Linked DNA regions of Homo sapiens: regions 1 and 3 are each linked to region 2. The links are chromatin contacts, found by Hi-C in ENCODE. All regions are on one chromosome and are shown on one strand. Each heading gives the region's core, a stretch centred on a gene start or an enhancer-like site at or near the end of the contact. The rest is flanking DNA. Distances are from core to core; before and after follow the strand shown.

What was found. Hi-C counts contacts between places; a loop is a spot of excess contacts on that map. Pooled maps may share reads with other maps.
Region 1: a loop to region 2 is called in a pooled map, with 3 times the contacts of the local background. The contact joins two enhancer-like sites. A Hi-C loop is called at or near these places in 2 of 168 maps with a recorded cell type or tissue (dorsolateral prefrontal cortex and ectodermal cell), 1 of 37 single-sample maps with no recorded cell type and 8 of 50 pooled maps.
Region 3: a pooled map shows a loop between it and region 2 (5-fold over the local background). The contact joins the promoter of C19orf12 here to the enhancer-like site in region 2. A Hi-C loop is called at or near these places in 5 of 50 pooled maps.

What each region holds. Positions count from the first base shown.
Region 1 is chr19:29,584,195-29,589,009 of GRCh38, forward strand. No RefSeq gene overlaps it. Among named protein-coding and RNA genes, the nearest start is that of POP4, 20 kb to the right of the region's middle. Within about 2 kb of position 3,522, at least 2 of the 41 ENCODE cell types and tissues checked have a DNase peak (open chromatin) inside an H3K27ac peak, as active enhancers do.
Region 2 is chr19:29,275,957-29,280,335 of GRCh38, forward strand. No RefSeq gene overlaps it. Among named protein-coding and RNA genes, the nearest start is that of UQCRFS1-DT, 65 kb to the left of the region's middle. RefSeq lists an enhancer at 1,470-1,519. Within about 2 kb of position 1,320, at least 2 of the 41 ENCODE cell types and tissues checked have a DNase peak (open chromatin) inside an H3K27ac peak, as active enhancers do.
Region 3 is chr19:29,714,011-29,717,780 of GRCh38, forward strand. It overlaps C19orf12 (chromosome 19 open reading frame 12), which reads right to left and starts at 1,251. Exons shown (of 3, transcript NM_031448.6): 1 at 1,115-1,251. RefSeq lists a silencer at 786-1,575 and enhancers at 1,746-1,845, 2,391-2,610.

The sequences.
Region 1 (4,815 bases), core at 2,272-4,771, 310 kb after region 2:
ACCTGCTTCTTTTGGATCCCATCGATTGGTTGAGTGCTGCCAGAAGGAGCCAGTAAGTGGGGCGGGGTCGGTGGGGGGTGCAGATATAGAGAAGGGGAGAAGGAAAACAAAGGTGTGAATTTGGATGAAGTCCCAGACTCAGCCTAACCCCGTGGGAATCTCTGGAGTATAATTGCACCTCAGAGTTTGACCTGCATGAAGGCAATGATGCTGGGCTTTTTTTTTTTTGGAGACGGAGTTTCACTCTTGTCACCCAGTCTGGAGTGCAATGGCGCTATCTTGGCTCATTGCAACCTCCACCTCCCAGGTTCAAGCGATTCTCCTGCCTCAGCCTCCCGAGTAGCTGGGATTACAGGCGCCCACCACCACTCTTGGCTAATTTTTGTATCATTAGTAGAGACAGGGTTTCACCATGTTGGCCAGGCTGGTCTCAAACGATGCTGGGCTTTTCTTCTCCCAACCAGTCGTTGACTATGGGCTGCTCTGAGATACACAGGTACTTCTCTGCATGCGTGGGAGGAGGCTCTAGTGCCCAAGAGCAGCGTACAGGAGGTTGCAGGTTGCAGGTGCAGTCTATTAGCAGAAAGCACACAGATGCTTGGGGATAGCTGCAAGGAGTTGATAAAAGTGATCCAAGAGGATCAAGGTGGATACGGCCTCCAATCTGTAAATGCCATGTGACTTGACCCTGACCATAAGATGTGGATGGAACAAGATTTGCCAAATTCAGATCTGCACTTATAAACCCCAGCACAATTAGCCACTTGACCTGCTCTCTTTCCAGTTAGTGTAAGTCCTCTTAGTTCTTCCTTTTCAAAATCATTTTAGCTATTCTAGATTATTTTACTTGCACATAAAATCTTTAATTAGCTATTTTCGATTCTTTTAGTTCCACATAAATTTTTAAACTAGCAGATCAGTTTCTGAAAAAAAAAATTTTTTGAATTTTGATTGGGATCATGTTGAATCTGTAGATCAAGTTGGAGACAATTAACATCTTAATAAAACTGAGTCTTCTGATCCATGAACATGGTATATTTCTCCCCATTTTTTTAGATCTCTTTAATTTCTCTCAACAATGTTTTGTAGGTTTCAGTCCACAAGTCAGGTACATCTTTTACCAAATTTATCTCTAGGTATTTCAAATATCTGATGCTATTTCATTATTCTAAATTTAAATTTCTTATTGTTGATCATATATAGAAAGACAATGTACTTGTGCATACTGATCTTTTTCTTGCAACATTACTGAACTTATTTATAAGTTCCATAGGTTTTTTTAGATTAATTCCTTAGGATTTTTTCCATAGGTGAAGATGCTATCAGCACTATCAGCAAACAAAGATGGTTTTGCTTCTTCCTTTTTTAACTGTATGCTTGTTTTTTTTTTTTTCTTTTCATGCCTTATTCCACTAACTAGAGACTCTGGAATAATGTTGAACAGATGTGCTAAGAGTGAACATCTTGTCTTGTTACTGGTCTTATGGGAAAAGCATTTTGCTTTTTACTGTTAAGTATGATGTTAGACTTTTCACAGAAACGTTTTATCAGCCTAAGAAAATTTCTCTCTATTGCTAGTTTACTTAGGATTTTTATCATGATTGGATATTGGATTTTGTCAAGTGATTTTTCTGTATCTGTTGAGATAAGCATATGATTTTCCTTTTTAGCCTGGTAAAAGTGAATCACACTGATTTATCATCAAGTCTCTCCTTGGTCATGATTTTTTAAGTTCTGTTGGAACCAACTTGCTAAAATTTTGCTAAGAATTTTTGCATCTGTGTTTATGAGGAATCTCTGTAGTTTTCTTTTCTTATAGTGCCTTTTTCTGGTTTTGAGATTAGTGGTAATGCTGACCTCATAGAATGAATTAGGAAGTATTGCCTCATCTTTAATATTCTGGAAGAGTTTGGGTAGAATTGACATTATTTCTTTCTCAAATGACTCAAGCCACCTGGGCTTGGAATTTTCTTTGAAGGAAGATTTCTAACTCTAAATTTAATGTCATTAATAGATATAGGGCTATTTGGGTTATCTATCTTTTTTTAATAAGCTTTAGTCATTTGTGTCTTTCAAAAACTTTGCCCACTTCATCTAAATTGTGGGGTGCTGAGTGTTTTTCCTGATTACCTGTGTATTACAAGGTCTCTCCATTCTGACTATTGGGAATATGACCCAGCCCAGCCCTTGTGATTTCCAGAAATTGTTCTACCTTTTTCTTTCCAGCGTTTTTTCACTGGCCTCAAGCAGCTTCCTCATATGCAGGCATTGATGGGTACTCAGCAGAAGACCTGAGTGGGACCAGCAGATCTCTGAGCACTCTCCACACCACACTGTCTCTGCAACTCAAAGAAACCACTAGACTCTGTCTGGACACCCAGGCACACCCCCATCCCTGTCCTGGAATCTCGCTCCAGACAGTGAGCTCAGGCAATCCAGGCCTCATCCCATTTGTTTCCTTTCTCTCATGAGTCACTGCCTTATGCTGCCTTTTGATCAATGTCTAAAAAGAGTTGTTTCAAATATTGTATCTGCTTTTTTAGTTGTTTATGATGGGCAGGTAAATCCAATGCCTGTTACCTTATCACAGCCAGAAGCAGAAGGCTACTCTGGACATTTTGAATTTGAGGTTCCTGCAGAATACCAAACTGCAGATATCTAGCAAACTGTTGTAAGTAATGAGAGAGGTTGCGACCAGAGATAAATTTTGGAAGCAAATGCATAAAGCTGTTAGCTAAAACACAGCTGGAGGGAGCTTCTAGTAGAGGAATGATGGCATCTTAAAGACAAAATCCACTGGAGCAGGGTAGACACAAAGGAGAACATGATGTGGGAAAGCAGAAGAAAGTGAGAAATACATGAGAACTCACTGAAGAAGGAGGTCGTGGAAACCAGGGCTTGGAGAGTTTCAAGAAGCTGAAAGTATCCACAGTGCCTAATGCCCCAGAGACTATGGGCATGATGTTGGGAAGGCAGGCTCCAGGCACGATGCCATCATGCTGTGAGTGCACCTGTACTGTTGCTTCGTGTGTGCTGGCCCCACTGGTTTTGCTAATGTGACAAACTGGTCCCCTCTGCCAGAGAAGATTGAGGTGGGGTGAGTGAATGAGATGGGAAGAATGGCACAGACCATACTTTCACAAAGCTTGGTTGAGAAGGGAGGGAGAGTAGTAGCTAGTAGTAGTACCAGAAGACCAGGGCAGGCAGTGGCAAAATTTCTTAGTTTCAAAGTCTTAAGCCTGTGAACAGTCTAAGGAAGAAAAGGGAATCGTCAGATAGAGCCTGGGACAGGGAAGGAAGAGAGTTGATGGGGCAAGATACCATGAGATGGGAAGGGGAAAGAGTTTTGCCCTGGGCGGGAGAAAAGAAAATGAGTGCCAAAGTAGAAAAGGTTTCAGATGAGATAACAAGTCTGTGATCCAACCACCACTCTCCCTATTTACCAAGAGAGTTTGACAACACACAGGCAGGTCACATGCTAGCCTGAAGGCAGCCTAGCCACAGCCTCAGATTGGTTCCCACTAGCTCAAGCCTGCAATGCTGAGAACTGTTTTCATAGCTGGTGGCAGGAAGTCCCATAAATGCACTGAGGTCACAGGCATCTGTGCACAGTGCTCAAGACCACAGTTTAGGGCTGCCTTGAGTCACCCAAGTGTTGTGACTCATACAAGACACTAAAGAAATCCATCTTCCATAGCATCTGTACCTGAAGCATTAGGTTCCACATAGCAGAGGGGGAAACATCTCGTTTCTTTTTCTTTTCTTTTTTTAACTTTTATTTTAGATTCAGGGCGTACACGTGCAGGTTTGGTACATGGGTATATTTTATGATGCTGAGGTTTAGGATGTGATTGATTCCATCACCCAGGTAATGAGCATAATACTCAATAGGTGGTTTTTCAGCCCTTGCCCCCCTCCTTCCCTGCTGTAGGAGTCCCCAGTGTCTATGTTTGCCATCGTTATGTCCATGAGTCCCCAGTATTTAGCTCCCACTCATCAGTGAAAACTTGCAGTATTTTGTTTCCTGTTTCTGAGAAAATTCACTTAGGATAATGGCCTCCAGCTGCATCCAGCTGGAGAGGACCTAATTTTGTTCTTTTTCATGGCTGCATAGTATTCCATGGTGTATATGTATCATATTTTTCTTTATCCAGTACACTGTTGGTGGGCACCTGGGTTGATTCCATGTCTTTGCTATTGTGAATAGTGCTGCAGTGAACATACGAGTGTATGTGTCTTTTTGGTAGAATGATTTATATTCCTTTGGGTAGACACCCAGTAATGGAATTGCTGGGTTGAATGGTAGTTCTGTTTTAAGTTCTTTGAGAAATCTCCAAACTGCTTTCCACAGTGCCTGAACTAATTTACATTCCCACCAACAGTGTACAAGCAATCAGTTTTCTCTACAGCATCATCAACATCTGCTATTTTTTGACTTTTTAGTAGTGGCCATTCTGACTGGTGTGAAATGGTATCTCATTGTGAGAACCACATGATTTCTACAAAGTATATCTACTAGATCTCTCACGGTTGACAGAACTTGGCAATCTGAACTGCTTTAAGCCAAAGGGGGATTTATAGGGCTGGATGCAGCTGCAGCTGTATCTAGAACTCAGAAATTCCAAGTCCTGGCCTCTCCCTCCATCTCTCAGGTCTGCCTGATGCACAGGTGGCTACATATAGTGGCACGTCCCCCAGCTTTACAACAGTTTCAGAGTTGGCTAGGCATGGTGGCTCACATCTGTAATCCCAGCACTTTGGGAGGCTGAGGTGGAAGGATTGCTTGAGGCCAGGAGTTCAAGACCAGTCTGGACA
Region 2 (4,379 bases), core at 70-2,569:
TCTCCCCACATCCTCTTGTTCTCCTTCTGCCTACTCTGCACATGGCAGCCACAATGACATTTGTAAAATGGATATCTGGTCATGCTTCTCCTTTGCTAAGACCCTAGGAGGACCACCACTGCTGCTCAGCAACCCACCCCCCACTGGCTCTCAGCCACCCACTCCACCCCATCCTCTTTGGCGCCAGGCTCCAGCTGTCTCCATCATTGCCAGCTTTCACTGAGCTCTCACAGTAGGCCTGAAGCTCTTCCACTTATTGTATGACCTCATTTAGTCTCAACTCCTTGGGAGATATCTTCACAGAGGCACAGTGAAGTTAAATTATTTGGCTAGGATTGCCAAGCCAGGGCCCCAAACCTAGTCCCAGCCCATCTCTTCTATCTTAATAAATATCATCAGCTGCCCAGCATGTCATGCCAGATGCCCAGGAGCCACCTTCCATCCTCTTCCTCCATCACCCCCTATATTTACTGCAGCAGCAAGGCCTGTGGATTTTCATTCACCTGCCTCCCGTGCACACATTTGTCCCTTCCACTGCCGTCTCGCTGGTCCAGTCACCACCATCCCTCACTGGAACAACTCCAGCAGCCTCCTCGCTGGATGGCCTGCTCTAATCATGCCCTCTGTTTGTTTCTCTTCCTCTCTCCTTTCCTCCCTCCTTTCCTTCTTTGCTCTCTTCCTCTCTCCTTCCATCCTTTCTCCTTTTTCTTTCCTTTTTTTTTTTTTTTTGACAGAGTCTCACCCAGGCTGGAGTGCAGTGGCATGATCTTGGCTCACTGCAACCTCTGCCTCCTGGCCTCAAGCGATTCTCCTGCCTCAGCCTCCTGAGTAGCTGAGATTACAGGCATGAGTCACCATGCCCGGCTAATTTTTGTATTTTTAGTAGAGACGGGGTTTCACCATGTTGGCCACACTGGTCTCAAATTCCTGACCTCAAATGATCCACCCACCTCTCTTTCCTTTTATTTTATTTTATATTTTATTTTGCTTTCCTTTTATTTTGAAATGTAGGTTTTCTTTCTATTGAGGTATGATGGATTGAGCAGAGCAGGAGACACTTGCTATTAAAGAGAGAGCTTGTTACGCACAGTTCCCAAGAGGAGGAGACACCATGCCATGAGGGGGCCACAGGGGGAAGAGGGAGGGAGGGGAAAGGGTGGACAAGAGCCTTTATGTGATTTCCATGGGAAGAAACAGACGAGGCAAACATGTAGGCTTAGGATCCACTAGTTTGTCCAATTTCAGCAGCCCCAGCATGCAGAGGCTGTCACTAGTTGTCTGATACCTGGCCCCGGGGTGATTAGGGCAAGGCCTGGCGTGATTGGTGGCTAAAAGTGAAAGAACCTACGAGAGCCCAGGAAAGGAAGTGGTCGGGGTGTGGGCTCTGGATTGATTGGTTTGTCGACCAAAGGGGAACTCGCAGGGGAGTTGCTTATTTTCTCTAGGAACTGCCTGTCCCTGGGAGGGGCAGTCCCTCCAGGGTGAAGTCCCCAGCATCTCAAAACATCAGAAATACAGAAAATAAAAAGGCATGGTTAGTATTCTTTCCTTCCTTCTTTCCTTCCTTCCTTCCTTTCTTCCTTCCTTCGGAGAATCTCTAAAGGAAATAGCATACCCTAAATACAGTTGAAACCCCCTTCCCCTACAAAAATCATACATATGATTACATATGCATAATCTCTAAGTTAGATATGATATCTATGCATTTCTATAAATTTTCTAAAGGTATTTTGTCTCTTTGCCTTATGTGCCCCCTTCCCCTACAGCACTTCTCTCATTCTCCATCAAATGCCTGAATGTTTCTAAACTTTGCATGAATTATATCTTGAGTATATGATGTGTGTGTGTTTGTGCATGTGTATGAAGAGAAAGTTTCCAAGATACATTCAAGAAGAGTAACAAAAGGCAAAAATAGACAGAATTCGATGTGAAAGTGCCTCCTAAAGAAACAAGCAGCATGAACAAGAATAAACCTATCCCCTACACCTCACAGTCAACCGCAGGGCGCCACGGACAGGGAGAAACACAGGAAAGGCCATCGGAAGGGAAACGACCAACCACCAAGGGGTGCCCATTGACTGGGTGGAGAACAGACTTCCCAACCATAAGCGGCGCAATAATATCTTCAGAGGCCAAAATAAAATGAAAAGCCAACTTGGAACTCTATGGCCAATTAAGCTTTTCGGACATAAAAAGTTTACTACCCACATATCCTTGCTCTAAAAAAAGAAAAATCTGTGACAAGAAACAACTCAAAATACACACATACATGAACCAAAGGGAAGGAGGGGAAAGGAAAGACAACAATTGATAGACTATGTTTTATTTATCATGGACAGTTTCAGAAAAAAATCTATTTTCCCTAAATTACGGAGGATGGAACTAAAACAGAGAAAAAAGGAAGGGTGTTCCCTGAAGGGTTAAAGCATATTAGGGTCTTACCTTAAGACCCTAAGAAAAGGAAACAAACACACGAAATACCTTTAACAAATTTATAGAACTGCATATATTATACCTAATTTGGAGATTATACATTTATAATCATATATACGATTAAAAATCTAGGAGTACAAACACGCTTTGTCGTTGCTCTTACAAAACCTGAGATCACAGCAAACATTGTTCTTCAACTTAACTTTTTCCCTTGGTACATGTTGTCATCTCTCCAGCTCCGTGTTCTGGCGCTTACACACCAGTCCTTTGTTGAAGAACAGGTGATTCTGTTCCAATTTGCACTACTGCAAACCATGTTTTAGAGAAAGTCCTTGTATGCATAGTTTACACATTTTAGAGACCCAGATTAGAACCACGTTCACAGCAAGGTTTGCTCAAGGAACAACGAATAGCTGATAAGCATATCTGCATAAAACTCAAGAGGTTCTACATAAGATTCAGACTGCCACCTGCCCTGGGAAAGCTGCAATGTGCTCAGTAGCACCTCAGCCCTGGCATTCCCCAAGCACCACCAGCAGCGGGCTGACAAGAGCTGTCTTGGAGCAGGACCTGCACACTCTGGTCTGCCTCAAGCTATTTCTTCACTGATTTCTCACTGGCCAGACCCAGCAGGCTTCTAAGTGTGTCAATGCCTTGAGGTTGATTACATTCATAACTATTTTTTTATTTCTTTTTAAATTCTTTTTTAAGAGAGTCTTACTTTGTTCCCCAGGCTGGAGTGCTCACTCCAACTTCTGCCTCACAGGTTCAAGCGATTCTCGTGCCTGAGCAACTCAAGTAGCTGGGATTACAGGTGCAGGCCACCATGCCCAGCTAATTTTTATATTTTTAGTAGAGACAGGGTTGCGCTATATTGGCCAGGCTGGTCTCAAACTCCTGACCTCAGGTGATCTGCCCACTTCAGCCTCCCAAAGTGCTAGGATTATAGGTGTGAGCCACCGTGCCCGACCCTTTTAAAACTTTTGTAGATTCACGGGATACACATGCAGATTTGTTACATGGATATATTGCACAAGGGTGAGGTTTGTGCTTCTAGTGTGCTTTGACATCACTCAAATAGTGAACGTTGTACCCAGTAGGTAATTTCAACCATCACCCCTCCCACCTCGGCTTTTGGAGTCTCCAGAGTCTATTATTCCCTTTGTGTGTCCATGTGTACCCATTGATTAGCTCCTGCAGATAAGTGAGAACATGCGGTGTTTGGTTTTCTGTTTCTGAGTTACTTCACTTGGGATTTTATTTGAATATTTTCAAGCCTAGCCTTTGGAAGTCGTTACCGTAAAATTGTGTGCTAACTTCCCTCAGTCTCTCGCTCTCTCTTCTTTGGGAAGGAGCTCTCCAGCTTCTTGGTCTTTGTGAATACCCTCATTCCAGAATGACTTGTGTTCCTTCCTGACCCAGTCACTATGTCCTGTGGAAGTAGAGGGCCCTACACATTTCCCTCAGGATGAAGAGAACTATTTCACTTTTTTGCAATCACTGAACACTTTTTCAACCTTTTCTTTGATGGGGAGTCAAATTGTTTAATTATTTGACTAGGTCATGCATTCACCTGGTTAAAATTTATTAGACAAAATTATTATGAAATTATAAAAGTTATTCAAATAACTTTCTTTCCCCCATTCTTTCTTCCATTCATCTAAGTCCTACTCCCCCGCAGCAAATAAACGCATAGTTATTAGATTCCGGTGTATCCTTCCATAGTTTTTTAAATAATGATTTTCTAAATTTTTAATTACTTTTTATTTCAATAGCTTTAGGGGTACAAGTGGTTTTTGGTCACATGGATGAATTGTACAGTGGTGAAGCCTGAGATTTTAGTGAACCCATCACCCGAGTAGTGTACATTGTACCCAATAGGTAGTTTTTATCCCTCACCTCCTCCCACCTTTCCCCTCCTCCATTATACCATTCTGTATCCCTTT
Region 3 (3,770 bases), core at 1-2,500, 440 kb after region 2:
TCTCTTTCCCTCTCCCCTTCCTTCCTGCTTTTTGTTGTTGCTGGTGTTGTTGTTGTTTTTTCCAGAAACGCAGTCTCCCTGTGTTGCCTAGGCTGGTCGGGAACTGGCCTCAAGCAATTCTTCCGCCTCGGCCTCCCGAGTAGCTGGAACTACAGGTGCTATTCCAAGATGGTGAAACCCCGTCTCTACTAAAAAATACAAAAATTGGTCGGGGTGGCTCACGTCTGTAATCCCAGCATTGCAGAAGGCTGAGGCAGGTGGATCGCAAGGTCAGGAGTTTGAGATTAGCCTGGCCGATATGGTGAAACTCCGTCTCTACTAAAAATACAAAAAAATTAGCCAGGCTTGGTGGTGTCGCCTGTAATCCCAGCTACTAGGGAGGCTGAGGCAGGGGAATTGCTTGAACGAGGGAGGTGGAGGTTGCAGTGAGCCGAGATCGCGCCATTGCACTCCAGCCTGGACAACAGAGCAAGACTGTCTAAACAAAAGCTCAACAAACTACCTGCCATCCCCAAAACTAATCTCACCTCCTAAAGCATTAACGACCCTTCCTGACCAAATCTAAACTAGCGCCCAGATTTTCTTCCCATATGGCTCAGCCCAGCTCCGCTGCCCCACAGGTGTCCTGTCAGGATCCGCTTCACATTTATAATACCTAGCACCCCACCCCCAGCCCCGCCCCTGCCCCACCAGCCACCCCCACTCTACCCCACCCCTACCCATCACATTCCGCACCCCACCCCCGCCAAACCCACATCCCCACCCCACCCAACCTCACCCACTCCCACCACATCCACCACCCGCACCCCACCCCCACCCACCACACCCATGCCTACGCCACTCCTGGGTGACAGCGAGCCAGGGCCCGGGACTCTAGTCCCAGCTCTGCTGCTTACTTGTGTGACTTCAGCCTCTCCATGCCTCAGTTTCTCCATAGGGACAATGACTACACTAACAGTGTCCACCCCGGCACCGGGAGGGCCGGGCTCCCGGCAGGGCGGGGACCCTCTCCCCAAGGCACTCCCGGGTCTCCAGGCCTGCTCTTGGGGTGCCCCCTCCTCTCGCGGGGCGCGGCCTGGGAGGCGCCCCGCCCCGGCTCCGGGCGCTCCTTTACCTGGGGGAGCGGAGGTCTACGCGGCGCGCTCGGCGATCAGACGCGGCTGCAGCCCGGGCCTGGCAGGCCCCGGGCTCCCCGCCCAGCTCCCCAGCCCCGCGGAGGGTCGCGCAGGCCTTGGTGGCGGCCCCGGCGCTGGCCCCGCCCTCCGTCCCACCTTCCGGCTGCGCCGGGCCTTCCGGGAAGCCACGCGCCGGGCCAGCTCCTGGCTCCGAGCTGCGCCCGGCCTTAGGGGGAGCCGGGGGTCGCTGCTGGGCACCCCCTCCCCGGTCCTGGCCCACCCCGCCGCTGTCACCGGGGCCCTGGCTTGGGTTGCGGGTGGCGTAAGGAGACGAGGCGCCCGGAGAAGAGTCCTGGGAACCGCAAGGCCGCGCTCCCGCAGGCCCAGCCCTGCCTTTCTCCCACGCGCACGCATGATCACATCCGGGCCCCGCGCACCTGCCTCCAGGACCGCGGGGACCTCCCGGAGACCTCCCTCCCTTTGGCCTGGAGGACCCCTCTCTCCCCGCAGCCTGGGCACAGAAGAGAGCACAGGGGCATCTGGAGGTCAAGGGTGCTGCGTCAGTATTTGGTGAATGTGTGGGCCGGAGCCAGATTTCCTCTGTTCCAGAGCCTGCTCTGGAGCCTCTGGGTCTGGGGGTTGCAAAAGGAGAAGCAGGTTGGGTGGGACTCGTAATCCCAGCTGCCAGTGAGGCTGAGGAGGGAGGATTGCTTGAGCCCAGCAGTTCGAGCGTGGGCAACACAGTGACATCCCATCTCTACAAATAATAATAAAAATTAGGCCGGGTGGGTGAGTCATACCTGTGACCTACAGCATTTTGGGAGGCTGAAGCGGGAGGATTGCTTGAGCCCAGGAGTTCGAGGCTGCAGTGAACTATGATCCCACCACTGCACTTCAACCTGGGTGACAGAGTGAGACCGTCTCTTAAAGAAAGAAAAAAAAGGAAAAGAACTGGCTTTGCTCTTAGGAGTCTTGGATGGGGACCAAAGCTGAGGCAAGGCAGCCTCTTAGGAAGGTGCAAAGGGCATGAGGCTGGGGTTGCAGAACTGCCTGGGAATACTACTTTATTGAGGCCTGTGGAAAGCTGTCCCTACTCTTGTCATGCAAGGTCTGGCCTTGAACCATCTCAAATCCAAAAGTGGCTTCTGGGGGGCTCTATAGAGAATTAATCCTAACAGGAACCCTGCAAAGCAGGCATGGTTGTCACTGCTATATTACAGATGGGAAGCTCTAAACACAGGCTGCTCTGCCCAAGGCCATCCTGGTTAGAAAGTTTCAGGGCCCAAACTCCAGCCTCGGTCTCGGTATCTCAAAGTCTCCGCCTGTGACCAGCACTCTGCCTGCTTTCCAGGGTGCCATGGGCACCCAGAGGACGGACCCTTTTCCATTTTTAAAAGAATGGAACAAACGCTCTTAATACCAAGCTTCCCCAGGCCTTGGCTGGGATAAAACAACCCCATTTATTCCTGAATCGGAGCTTTTGCTTGAGTTTGGGTGACTTTCAAGAGGGAAAGTGAACTGAGGCCAGGGGAACTCAGCTTGCTGCCTTCCTGGGGCCTGAGTGTGGCGCTCCCGTTTCTCTGCGGGCAGCTCCCTCTGGCGGCACATTGCAGAACTGGCCTGCAGACTCCTCCCCCAGAGATAGTGGGGAAGAGGGCCTGTGTAGGGAAAGATGCTGGGAGTGAAAGAAGCTTCAAAGTCCAGGCCCTCCAGAGAAGGCAAGCATGTAAGAGGTTCATGCAGCCCAGCGCGGTGGCTCACACCTGTAATCCCAGCACTTTGGGAGGCCGAGGCGGGCAGATCACCTGAGGCCAGGACTTTGAGACCAGCCTGGGCAACATGGTGAAACCCCATCTCCACTAAACATGGAAAAATGAGCCAGACATGGTTGGTGCAAGCCTGTAGTCCCAGCTACTCGGGAGGTTGAGGCAGGAGAACCGCTTGGACCCGGCAGATGGAGGTTGCAGTGAGCCGAGATCGCGCCATTGCATGCAAATCTGCAACCCATCAGCCTCCTGGGCCTCATTCTGATACGAATGCAGGCATAACATGACCGCACACTCTGAACCCCAGAGATGGAGCACACAGTGCCTCATGCTCCTAAAGGCAACTGCGGCCTCCTGCACAGTGAGCAAGGCGTGCCGTGGGGTCTCGGTGGTGGCGCGGAAATGGCACTGGCCCAGCACACAGCGATGCTTTATGCTGCTTACAGTGACCTAGGGAAAGTTCTTCCACGTCTCCGTGCCTCAGTTTCCTCATCTGGGAAATGGCAACAAGAGTAGTACTTATCCTATAGGGTTGTTCTCAACATAAAAGGAGGTAATATATATGAATCTAGATTATTCTTGTTTACATTACAGAATGTGAAAATGAGCGGCTTCTCCAAAGTCCCATGAGCCTCATGGGCCCAAGGTAGTGGGAAATCCAGTTCTACCCCCACCTTGACAAAACATTCTCTTGCTGATGGGCCCAACAATGCCCTAGGGTGCTAGGTGGTGTTCACACGGCCAGCCAGAGTCAAAACTCAGACGGGGCCAGCGTTCTATGCCCTCACTTTCTCCCAAAGCTGAGTGCACCAGCTCCTAAAACTTCCATGGCTCCTTCAGGCTAAAGCCACCCACCTAGACCAGGGCTGGATGATCCGCAATGTGGGCC